2 separate regions of the Homo sapiens genome follow, and region 1 is linked to region 2. Evidence: chromatin contacts called from ENCODE Hi-C data. All regions are on one chromosome and are shown on one strand. The core of a region is the stretch at or near the end of the contact, and the rest is flanking DNA. Distances in the headings are between cores, read along the strand shown. Region 1 has its middle 36 kb from the start of DAB2. Region 2 holds the start of TTC33 (tetratricopeptide repeat domain 33).

Region 1 (5,806 bases), core at 1,951-4,450, 1.3 Mb after region 2:
GTTCAGGGACTCATAAATTCAGTGAGACATATCAAATGAATGGTGGTGAATGACTAGGGCTCAGCAAAGAGAATCAGAAACAATCTGTTTGTCGTCATTCTTTCTCAGTTCAGATATGGTAAGTGAGCATCTATTTTAGCCAAGGTAATCATTGCTCCCTAAGGACACTAGTGAGTGTGCGTTCCTGAATCAAAGGGGAAAAAAAAAGCCAATGCAATGCTGGACGTATGATAAATTGTTTTAGGAGTCACCATAACTCCCAAGAGCAAAGACAAACGGTGACTCTATCTGGAACAGTCTGTGGTCTTAGCATCATTTCTTAGCATCATTTTTTTTTTTTTTTTGAGACGAAGTGTCACTCTGTCACCAGGCTGGAGTGCAGTGGCACGATCTCTGCTCACTGCAACCTCCGCCTCCTGGGTTCAAGTGATTCTCCTGCCTCAGCCTCCCGAGTAACTGGGACTACAGGCATGTGCCACCATGCCCAGCTAATTTTTGTATTTTTAGGAGAGGTGAGGGTTTCACCATGTTGGCCAGGATGGTCTCGATCTCTTGACCTCGTGATCTGCCTGCCTCAACCTTGCGAAGTGCTGGGATTACAGGCGTGAGCCACTGTGCCCGGCCAGCATCATTTCTTTTAAAGAAACCCATAGAGAGCTGGGAAATGACCATAGAAATGCAATTGAAACAATACATTTTTGAGTGTTAAAGAAGGTTCCCTAAAAGTTTACTCAAAAAACTGAAAGCTGAGGAAAGAAGAGATAAAATCCAAAGAACCACCAAAGGTTTAATTATAAATTGGACAGTGACATTGCCCTGAAGTTTGGAGAGGTAAGTTCAGAACAAATGATGGGAGATACAGACTGGGCAGGAAGGGTGGCATTATAACCCGGTGGTTTAGAGAAGGGCTTCTCAAAGTTTAATGTGTGTATGAATCACCTGAGAAAACTGTTGAAATGCAGATTATGGTTCAGTAGGTCCTGGTGGGGCTTGAAACTCAGGGTCTCTAACAAGCTGCCAGGTGATGCTGATGCTGAGCATAGGGAGAGTTTAGACTAGCCTGACTTGAGGAGGCAGAGAGCACTAAACCCTGGTTCTACCACTTACTAACTGTACTCTTGACCTTGACTGAGACACTTAATCTCGTTAGGCGTCAATTTCCTCATCTCTCACAGGTTTGTGGTGAAGATTAATGGAGATAATTACAGGCATATAAGAAGTACTTGCTAAATGCTAACTGCTAGTGCTATTAATGTTATTGAAGCCATCATTCCAGGAGGTAGTCAAGATGAAAAGCACTAAGTTGGAGATTTTAGGTAATTTCACAGTGGATGGATCCACAAGTATTACAGTTTTTAAGATACATTGGAATGATTGAGGCTGAGATATATTCTTATGCTGTGTGATTATTGAGTTTAACCCATTAAGTAAACCATATATTTTATGTTCACCATGTCTCATTAGTCCATTCAACAGCTGCCTGCCTAAATGCCAATGCCAATAAAGCTGAATTGTAGCAATTTCTGGACACAGAGGACTTAAACTGACATAGGCATCACCTCCATGTGAGAAAATTCCTTTGGCGGACTATCATCAAAATGTGTTTAAACTCAAATAATTGTGTGCCTCTATAATAATAGGACATTTTCCTTCCAATGAAATGGCTTTTTGTCCAACGGTAGAAATATATAAATTACCCGGATTAAAAAGCATGTGGAGACAAGAGGATACACTCAATTCCTGTCACTGAACATGCAGTGGATTTAGAGGGAGCCCGGACTGTGATGTACAGTGTGCCCTACAGGTCTTTCTGGACCTAAGGGGAAAAAATGTCCTTCAAAAATAACGTAGTTATTGACGTCAGTAAGTCTGAAGTAAAACAATTACGTGCTTTCAAGTCATTTTGTTGCAAACAGCTATGCATTGAGAGTCAGCTGAACGTCTGACATTATCCTAGAAGTTGTGCAAAGGCAAAAAGTTTAAGAGTCAGTTCCTAGCCCCAAGAAATATACAAATGATTTGTCAGGCAATGTATGCACACATGAAACATGGCAATGTTCAGGGCAGCATGTGATTGACTGCCAAAGTGTCTCGAGCAGGAAGTACCAAGGGAGGATGGAGATGGTAATAATCAGGGTTGGGTGGAGAATATCTGAGGAAACTGCACTTGATTTGGGCCTTGAAGAGTAATTGACTGGATTTAGATTTATCTAGAAAGGTCGTTCCCAGCAGAAGCAACAAGAACAACAAGCTTGGAGGTAAGAAGGGACATGGCATGATTTTGTGTCTGCAGAAAGTAATATAAAATTGGAAAATAATGTTCTTTCAGTATCGTAGGGCAGGAACATGGGGAGATTTTGACAATCAATTGAGGAGACTGGAACAGGAGAGGATAATGTATTAGAAGATTATGTATGCAAATATATGTATTTGTATATGTACATGTGTATTTATCAGCTGAGAAATATGGCATTAGATGATTATATATATATATATATATACACATATATATGCATACATATATATATTTGCAGCAGGTAGCACCTAAATTTTATAAACATTAAAGAACTTTGAAGTCAGAGTATGTGTTCACCCTATTCTTTTATCCAAAAACTCATATTTATCAAAACATAGCAGGATTCTTTTGACTAGGAACTTTCAGACGATGATGAAAGGGTTTTACTAACAATAATTCCATCCACACTCTCAAATAAGAATTGTATGCAATTTATCTTTCTAGTTATAAACAATGATTTACAAGAAACCATCAGTGTGTTCTACTAAGCAACTAGTCATAACACTTTATCTGTGTGGCTACGACCTATGGAAACAGATCTGATCCTGTCTGGTGCTCTTCTAATGTGGGCAGGATGATTGACATACTATGATGCCTAGTTGGGCTGGAATGTCCATATCTTACTTCAGGGTCCTTATTTCTAAGTCTAGGTCACTGCTCATGCCACTACTAGCTCAAAGCCTCACTTTTATAGATTGAGTTCTTCATAAAGTTCTGCTTCCCTCCAGTAGCCCCCTCAAATGCTGACCATAGCTTTACTGTGTCTATATGTGCCTTCTCCCTGGCAGCTGCGTTTCCTCTGAGAGAACAGCGGTCTTCTGTCTGCTGTGGCAAGCAAGTCACTTCTTCTTGTAGTGAGAACTGAAACCAGAACCATCATGTGCCACTTCCTGGACACCTCCTATTAAATATTAAAGTCCTCTCACCACAGAAGCCGGAGTTTAGTGGTTAGGGGCACAGGTTCTTAGATATGAACATCAGTTGCAACCTACCAACTGCATGCTCTTGGACAATTTACATTTCTGTGTATCAGCTTTCCTTTTTCTTTAGAATGAGATATTAATAGTAGCAACCCAGAATTGTCATGAAGCCTAACTAAGTTTTTATATATAAAGAGAGTTAGAAGAGGGCTTGGAATGTAACAATAACTCAATAAATATTGGCCTATTATGATTATTGTTTAATCTCTTTATGTACTAATATCATGTACATTACACATGTACATCAATAACTAGCTAATTAAAAGTCTCCAAAATAGATTCTAACATTTAGATTTTTATTATTATCATTTGACTAGTTATTTGAATATTTCTGTCCATATTTACTTATATGCATCTGTATGAAAGGCAATATCAACATGAAAGAGTACTGTTATCACGTAGGCTTAACCCTTCTAACTATGTGGGGAAAAAAATCTTGCTAAGAATTAGGAAACTACAGAAGTCTTTTAGCAACCCATGCAATTGACAAACTTGAAGGTTCAAAGTGGAATAAAATCTGATATTCTTAACTACTTTTGTGGCTATGTTCTTGCAAAACTTCTAAATTTATAAAAGGTGTCCATCAGTTAGTTGAGAAGTCTCTCAACCTGTACTCCAGGAAGAACTGAAACAATGTAAAGCCATGTAATTCTTATAGATGATCTTGTTATAAAGACAGAACTTTCGTATATGAAAAAACTAAAGGGCAACACAAAATTGAGCATATTATGGGAGGTCAGGAAGGAGTGAGCTCAATAGGCTTAAATTGTAGTGTGAAGGATGTGGCATAAATATCAGGAAACATTTATGAACAGTAAATGCTATTAAAATGGGGTCATTACAATCTTCTTCCCCAAGAGCTCTCAGCAAATGTGGATTTACATGTAATCCTGCTTTAGCTTGATAATTCATTGCATACCTTGGAGGCAAAGGGAGTGGATTTGATTATCTTGTTAAGGATCCTTTGGTCCTCTGGTGTTATAATCCTGAGAGAAACCTCTTGGTATTCCTCAATCTCATGTTTCTCAATGAAAAACAAGAGAATGGTATGTTAAACTGCATCTACAGCTCTGAGATCTTTATGCTAACTGTGTTATAAACAGCATGAACTCAATGAACTTATTACTACTAAGGGAAGTTGATGACTTGAAGGAAAATGAGAAATTCTGAAATTTAATGTTTAATTTTTTATTAATTTTAAATTCTTAATTTAAATCTTTAGGAATTAAATCTTTTCTAGCATTCCTTGATTTTGGAAACATTTACTTGTGACCAAAAGCATTCTACAATTTTTAAAAAACATGTTATCCTGTTTCAGTAAAGTTATTCTTAAAGATGAATGTTGACTAAGGAAGCAAAAACACAATTGTGAGACTGAATCAGGTATTTATTTTAAAAGTATTACAGTCATCTCTTCAGAAAAAAAATATAGCAGTAGGCACTTCTCCCCATCCCAACCCCATGATCCAACCTAACTTCTAAGGTCCCCATAAGAAATGTGTTACTATTGATCTCATGAATAACCCAGCTTGTATTTCTAGTTACAATGTACACAAACATGGAAGGGATTATTAAATGAATACTTTATACATCTTTTCTGATGTGATTTTATAGATAAAAAATTTCTCCCATTGTATTCATTTGACAATTATTTATTGAGCACATAAAATATGCCAGGTGCTGTGTTGGACATGACCTTGAGACAAAGATAAAAAATAAACAAACAAGAAACTATGCAGTGATGATGTATGCTGTGATGTAAATGGAATGATGGGATAAGATGTGTTTGAGCAAGAAGGGCTACTAAGTTGGGCAATATTCCCATCCTTGGCCTGATTCCATTCCAACTAATTTCTCTCCCATGTCTTGCTCTGCTCTGTACTGTGGTGGGGCTGACCCCCGCAGGCATTTCGCTGTCTCCTGTGTTAGCTGATTTAAGGCTGGATTTAATAAAGGAACCACTGATACGAGAATGGAGTACTGGTAGAAGGGAAAAGCTAGAGTACTTCTGCCCTCTCTCTCTGCCTTAGACGGCATCTTCAGCAGGGCTGCATACACCCCCTGGCTCTCACCAGATGTGTTTGATGTAATTCTAGCTTCTGCTGTGGTCCCTGAACTCCAGTAAACTCACCTCCACTTTTTGTCCCTCTGGACTAGGATTGGTAGTGACTTTCTGCTTTTATTAATCTCTTGGTTGTTTTACCACCCCCTGTTTGGCTTCTTAGCTCTTCAACCATGTTGATAACCAATACTATGTATTATATTTCCTGTGTTTTAAACACTTAAGCATTATTGCATTTTCCTGGGTGGACCCTGACTGAGACAAGGAATCAAGAAAGGGTTAGCTGAGGAAGTGAAATGTAAAATAAGAACTAGAGAATGAAAAGAATCCAGACATGCGAGTCTCAAGAAGGAGGATAGTCCCAGCTGATGAAAGTGAAATTCATAAAGGAAGAATAAACCTGAACTCTTCAAGGAGCATAAGGCAAGCCAGTGTGGCTGTGTCACCATATGAGAAGGGGAGAATAGT
Region 2 (6,122 bases), core at 365-2,864:
TTTCCTTTCCCCTTCCCCTTTCCCTTTCCTTGTTTTTCTTGAAGTTACAGATTCCCTTTGTTCATTTTCAAGAAAGGTTTGTCAAATACCCAAGTCCGAATAACCGGTTTGTCACTCATCTTAGTAAAATTTGTGTTCCAGGAAAAAAAAGTATTTACTTCAGTTTATAATGCCATCTCACAGTAGCTCTTCTTTGATACGTCATACTTCAATATGCAGCAGAAGTACTTTGTGAGGACTTCCAAGTTTTTACAAAGAATATTAAGTGTCGGAGTGGTTATAATAAAGTAACTTTTACAACTTCATCAGGGATATTCTCTGGTGACAGCGTTCATTTTTCCATTTTTTTTTTTTTTTTTGAGACCGTGCCTTGCTCTGTCATCCAGGCTGGAATGCAGTGGCATGACCTCGGCTCACTGCAGCCTCGACCTCCCAGGCTCAAGGGATCCTCCCACCCCAGCCTCCCGAGTAGTTGGGATTCAGGTGCGTGCCGCCAGGCCTGGCTAATTTTTGTATTTTTGGTAGAGATGGGGTTTCGCCATGTTGGCCAGGCTGGTCTCGAACTCCTGACCTCCCAAAGTGCTAAGATTACAGGCGTGAACCACCGCGCCCGGCCCATTTTTCTTACTGTGAGCGTGTGGTGGTGAAGAGCTCCAGTACGGTTTGGTGTCATTACTGTAATTCCTGTGGAGGGGCCAGCACCTTGACCTACCATTGCTTTTCCACCATCAGTGCAAATGTCAGCATTGTGCAAAGGGCAAATCACGTCTTCATATTAGTATGAAAATAATTTTGGCTTTGAAAGGGTGTCATTGACCCTCAGGACAATCGTTGGTCGACATCAGTGGTTCTCAACGGGGCAGGGTGGGAGGGATAGTTTTTCTTCCAGGGGAAATTTCACTGGGGAAACCATTGGCTGTCACAATCGACTGGTGGTGACATCCCGTGGACAGAGACCAGAGATGCTGCTAAGCACCCTACAATGCACAGAACACCCCGTCCCCCAACAAAGCATTATCCAGTTTGAAATGTTAATGGTGCTGAGGCTGAGAAAGTATGACTTCCAAAAATGAGTCTTTTGGGCAGGAGAGTTGGAGAAATTAACAATCTTGATTACCTTTATTACATGTGCTCGTTTATTTTCAAGACATGATGCACAGCTACGTTCTGGCTGTAATTCTGCCTTCTGGGTCCAACTCACTTGTAACTTTAACGTGAAGCCTGCAGTTCAGCCTCGAGCCTCCCTGACTAGCCTCCCCGCCCGGCCGCCTCGAGCCCTTTATAACCGAATTTTGCCTCTCTGTTCTCTGCGTCTGGCCGACCTCATCAGCTAGGCTATAAACCCCTTCGGGGAAGGAGCATATCCTAATCCTTTGAATCCCGTAAAATAAGTTTTCCCCTCACCTTGTTCCCCACTGACGGGACGCGAGGCTGCGCGGTACCGCGGGGGCGGCTCCTCTCGGTGCGCTCTTCAGCCCGCGCAGCCTCATTTTCCCGCGCTCGTGCGCTGCGGTCACTCAGGGCTGCTGCTAGAGGGCGCGCCCAGCCGCGTGGCCCTGACTACTACAAATCCCAGAAGGTCATGCAGTGGGGGCGGCCGCGGTGACTTCTGGGATTTGTGGTCCCGGAGAAGAGATTGGCGGAGGGGAAAGACTGAGTCGTCTTTCCTTTGCCCGCTTCTGTGGACTGTTCGAACGCCCAGGGGTGGGCCAAACCCGTTTCTTAGGAAACCAGGAATCCAGGGAAGGCAGGTAGGAATTTGGGCGTGATAATTTCTGCTTCCAGTGGGAAAGAATGTAAACACGGGGCCTTGGGAGCCGTTATCGGGTAACTGGGGCTGCCCGGTCGGCGGTGGAAGCTGAGGAAGAGGAGGAAAAAGAGGCGAGTGGGTGTTGTGATTAGGGGAGAAAGGACCTTCGGAATAGGAGTTGAAACCCGACGGGATCCGGCAGAGCCTGGTCGCTAGGGTTGGTCTCCAGGGACAAGCGAGTCTGAGGGTCGGGCCCGCCGTGGCACCTTCGCGGAGCTGCGCGGCCGCAACCTTCCCTGAGCGGTGGGACGGGCGGGACGAGCCGGCCGCTCCCCGCTGGAGAGGTGTCTGCGGCCCGGGGCGGTCCGTGAACGCGCAGGTGACGTCCGGGGCAGCCTTTCTGAGCGTTTTTATTATTGTTGACCGATGAAGGGAAAGTCACTAATACTGGTTTTTCTCTTGCGGTGGCGTTTTTGGGTAAATCGTTTCTTGGATTCCTCACCTCTGAATACCTCCTTTTACCCAGAAGGATGCTGTTGTGATTTCCTGATCTTGTTCATGTAGTGGTTTTTCCCTTTGGGTGCTGCATCCTCAGACACACTCAAGACAAGCCCTCTCTGGCGGCTGGGTAAATGTGAAGCCGTCGCCAGTTGTTGAGCGCCTACTATAGGGATCTTTGTAACAGTACAGGAATTTAGAATACAGCGTCGTTGTTTAGAATCGTTATGCCATTCCTGAAATATAATCCTATATAAAAGGTTGAATTTGTCTGGTTTCATGAGTTTAACATGAAACCGGTGTGGATTGTGGTTTACTCTCATGGTTTCTTACTCTGGTAAAAAAATGTTAAGTCTAGGATGTTGAAGCCTCGTGCTTCTAACTAGACTCAGGAAAGCCTCCTTCATAAGAAGTTTTAATTTCATGTTCAGATAGTCATAGAGGAACAATAAACTCGTTCGGCTTAAGATATCTGAAACAACTGGGAATGTTAAATTTTCTAATGCAGAAAGTGCTTTGCATGCTCTAGGATTCACATACCTTTTTAAGCCTGGCTAAGTTTTCTTCAAAGCTTAAGTCCTCCAGAAAGCCTCAAGTGTCTCTTCTCTGATGTCATGGCATCCTTTGTTTACTCTCTTGTAGCACATATCGTGTATGAAATTGACTGTACTCTGTGGTTTCCAGACACTTTTGAAGAAAATATAAAACTTTGCTAATGGCCTTGATAACAGATTCATGCTTTTACACAGTAGTGGGCCCTTGATACTACTGTTTGGTATCTCTATTTTTCCTTTGTTGCTTTTCCTTATCTCCACAGTGACTATTTTAGTCTTTTCCCTTTTTCTCAAGAACTCAGATCTGTTATTTTCCTTTTACTTTGAGCAGATGACTAGCCGCTGTTTGCTGGAGAAATGTGAAGCTTGGGGCATGAAATTCCTCATTTTCCTTTCCCTCCATCCCTGAACTTGCCTGTATGTTTCACTCAATATTAACTCCTTTTTTTGTCTGAGAGGACTGTATTTTTGTCTCCCTCTTTCAGGTTAAACTTGTCGATTGCTAGTGGCATCAGGCCTCCCACACCCTCATAACCTCAGTCTGTCCTGACCTCTGCAGCCCCTGATCTCTAGGTCTCAAGGGATCTGTGGAGGAGAATGGCTCAAACACCTGAGGCAATAGTGGCGTGGTTTTTTCACATATGGTTGAGAGCCACCACCTTGGGCCATAACTTATACTTGTCCCCAGCATTTATAACAGTGGTTTGGGTTGGAAGATGGGGAGGGTAATTGGAATCTGAATGACCTATTAATTTTAAAAGATGTGTGGGTCTGTTTCTCACTTTTTCCTTTCCTTCCCACCCTATCACAGCCCCTCATGTAATCTACAGATCTGATCAACGGTTTTTTTTTTTACTTTTTTTTCTTTTGATCAATGATTTTTATTGTAGTTTACCTCCAGTAAACACACTAGGTGTCCTTTAGTATGAGTAGGGTTCCCACAGTGCCTGGTGCCTCACCTTATGAATAAAGAAAGTTTCATTTGGAATCTTGAAACCGGAAAACGTGGTCATCATTCTTGTTACCATTAGGGATAATCATAAATACAAGACTTCTTTTTATCTTGTCTTACACTGATATCTTGTGAGTCTTTCCTAATGATCTGTATTTTCTCAGGTTGTCCTCACTGTGTGCCTTTTAACTTCTGTTCCATAGTATCCACACTTCTGTTTTCAGCCATCTTCCCCTACAATACTCATAGTCATCTTCAAACATGGGAAACTCATTCTCCTATAATATGATCGGCCTGGGGAGAGAGTTTGCATTGTCCTTATTCCCCAGCACAGTTTATAATCCATTAGTCCTCCAGGTTTTAAAAAAAATCTCAGTTCCTGTGGAAAGTTTGTGGTTCACTTATATTATCAGCCTGTATATTTCTTTCTTTCTTTCTTTCTTTCTTTTTTTTTTTGAGATGGAGTTTTGCTCGTGTCGCTCAGGCTGGAGTGCAATGGTGCAATCTCGGCTCACTGCAACTTCTACCTCCTAAGTTCAAGCGATTCTCCTGCCTTAGCCTCCCAAGTAGCTGGGATTACAGGCATGTGCCACCATGCCCAGGTACTTTTTGTATTTTTGTAGAGACGGGGTTTCACCATGTTGGCCAGGCTTGTCTTGAACTCCTGACCTCAGGTGATCCGCCTGCCTCTGCCTCCCAAAGTGCTGGGATTACAGGTGTGAGCCACCGCGCCCAGCCTGTATATTTCTTGATTGCTGTGATTTATTGGCACTCTCTCATATTCATTAAGAACTCAGACATACGACTCACAATTTTCTTACCCCTCCAAATTCTGCCATTACGGTAGGTCTTTCCATGTGAATGACCTCATAGCCACCCTCACTTTTTTTCTCACCTTCCTTCTAGTGATTACAGGGATCATTTTATTGTGCTTCACTTTATCACACTTCATAGATACTGCGTTTTTGCACATTGCAAGTGCTCAGTAACCCTGTGTCCAGCAAGTCTTTTCGTGCTATTTGTCCAATAGCATGTGTGCACTTAGTGTCTCTGTGCTACATTTTGGTAATTCTTGAAATATTTCAGATGTTTTAATTATTACTATATCTGTTATGGTGATCTGTAATCGATGATCTTTGGTGTTAACAATTGTAATCATTTTGGGTTGCCATGAACCATGCCCATATGAGATGGTGAACTTAATCAATAAATGTGTGTTTTGAATGCTGTACCACCAACTGGCTATTCCCATCTCTCTTCTTCTCCTTGGGTCTCCCTATTTCCTGAGACACAGCAATATTGAAATTAGGCCAGTTAATCCTACAATGCCCTCTAAGTGTCCAAGTGAAAGGAAGAGTTACACATCTCTCATTTTAAATCAAAAGCTAGAAATGATTTTAGGAAGACCTGTTGAAAGCCAATACAGGCTGAAAGCTAGGCCTCTTGCACCAAACAGCCAAGTGGTGAATGCAAAGGAAAAGTTCTTCAATGAAATTGAAAGTGCTACTTCAGTAAACACACAAATGATAAGAAAGCAAAAACCGCTTTATTGCTAATATGGAGAAGCTTTGAATGGTCTAGATAGATCAAACCAGCCACAATATTCCCTTAAGCAGGAGCCTCATTTAGAGCAAGTTTCTAACTCTCTTCAATTCTGTGAATGCTGAGAGAGGTGAAGAAGCTGCCAAAGTAAAGTTTGAAACTGCTAGAGGTTCGTTTGTGAGGTTTAAGAAGCCATTTTCATAACATGAAAGTGCAAAGTAAAGCAGCAAATGCTGATGTTATCCAGAAAAGATCTAGCTAAGATAATTGATGAAGTTGGCTACACTAAATGAGATTTTCTTTTTTTTTTTTTTTTTCTTTTGAGACGGAGTTTCACTCTGTTGCCCAGGCTGGAGTGCAATGGCATGATCTTGGCTCACTGCAACCTCCGCCTCCTGGGTTCAAGCGATTCTCCTGCCTCAGCCTCCCGAGCAGCTGGGACTACAGGCGTGCGCCACCACGCCCAGCTAATTTTTGTATTTTTAGTAGAGACAGGGCTTCACCATGTTGGCCAGGATGGTCTCTATCTCTTGACCTTGTGATCCTTCCGCCTTGGCCCCCCAAAGTGCTGAGATTACAGGTGTGAGCCACTGCGCATGGCCATAAGATTTTCAATGTGGATGACACAGGTTTCTATTGGAAGAAGATACTCTCCAGGACTTTCATAGCTGCAGAGAAGTCAATGCTTGGCTTTAAAGCATCAGAAGACAGGCTCACTCCTTTGTGAGGGCTAATGTAGCTGGGAACTTTAAATTGAAGCCAATGTCTATTTACCGTTCTCAAAATCCTGTTGCCCTTGAGAATTATGCTAAATGTACTTTGCCTG

What was found. A loop is a pair of places that touch in the nucleus more often than their neighbours do. Pooled maps may share reads with other maps.
Region 1: a pooled map shows a loop between it and region 2 (3-fold over the local background). The contact joins the enhancer-like site here to the promoter of TTC33 in region 2. A Hi-C loop is called at or near these places in 2 of 50 pooled maps.

The regions. Positions count from the first base shown.
Region 1 is chr5:39,458,530-39,464,335 of GRCh38, reverse strand. No RefSeq gene overlaps it. Among named protein-coding and RNA genes, the nearest start is that of DAB2, 36 kb to the right of the region's middle. Within about 2 kb of position 3,200, at least 5 of the 41 ENCODE cell types and tissues checked have a DNase peak (open chromatin) inside an H3K27ac peak, as active enhancers do.
Region 2 is chr5:40,751,453-40,757,574 of GRCh38, reverse strand. TTC33 (tetratricopeptide repeat domain 33) reads left to right here and starts at 1,614. Exons shown (of 5, transcript NM_012382.3): 1 at 1,614-1,751. RefSeq lists an enhancer at 1,591-1,740.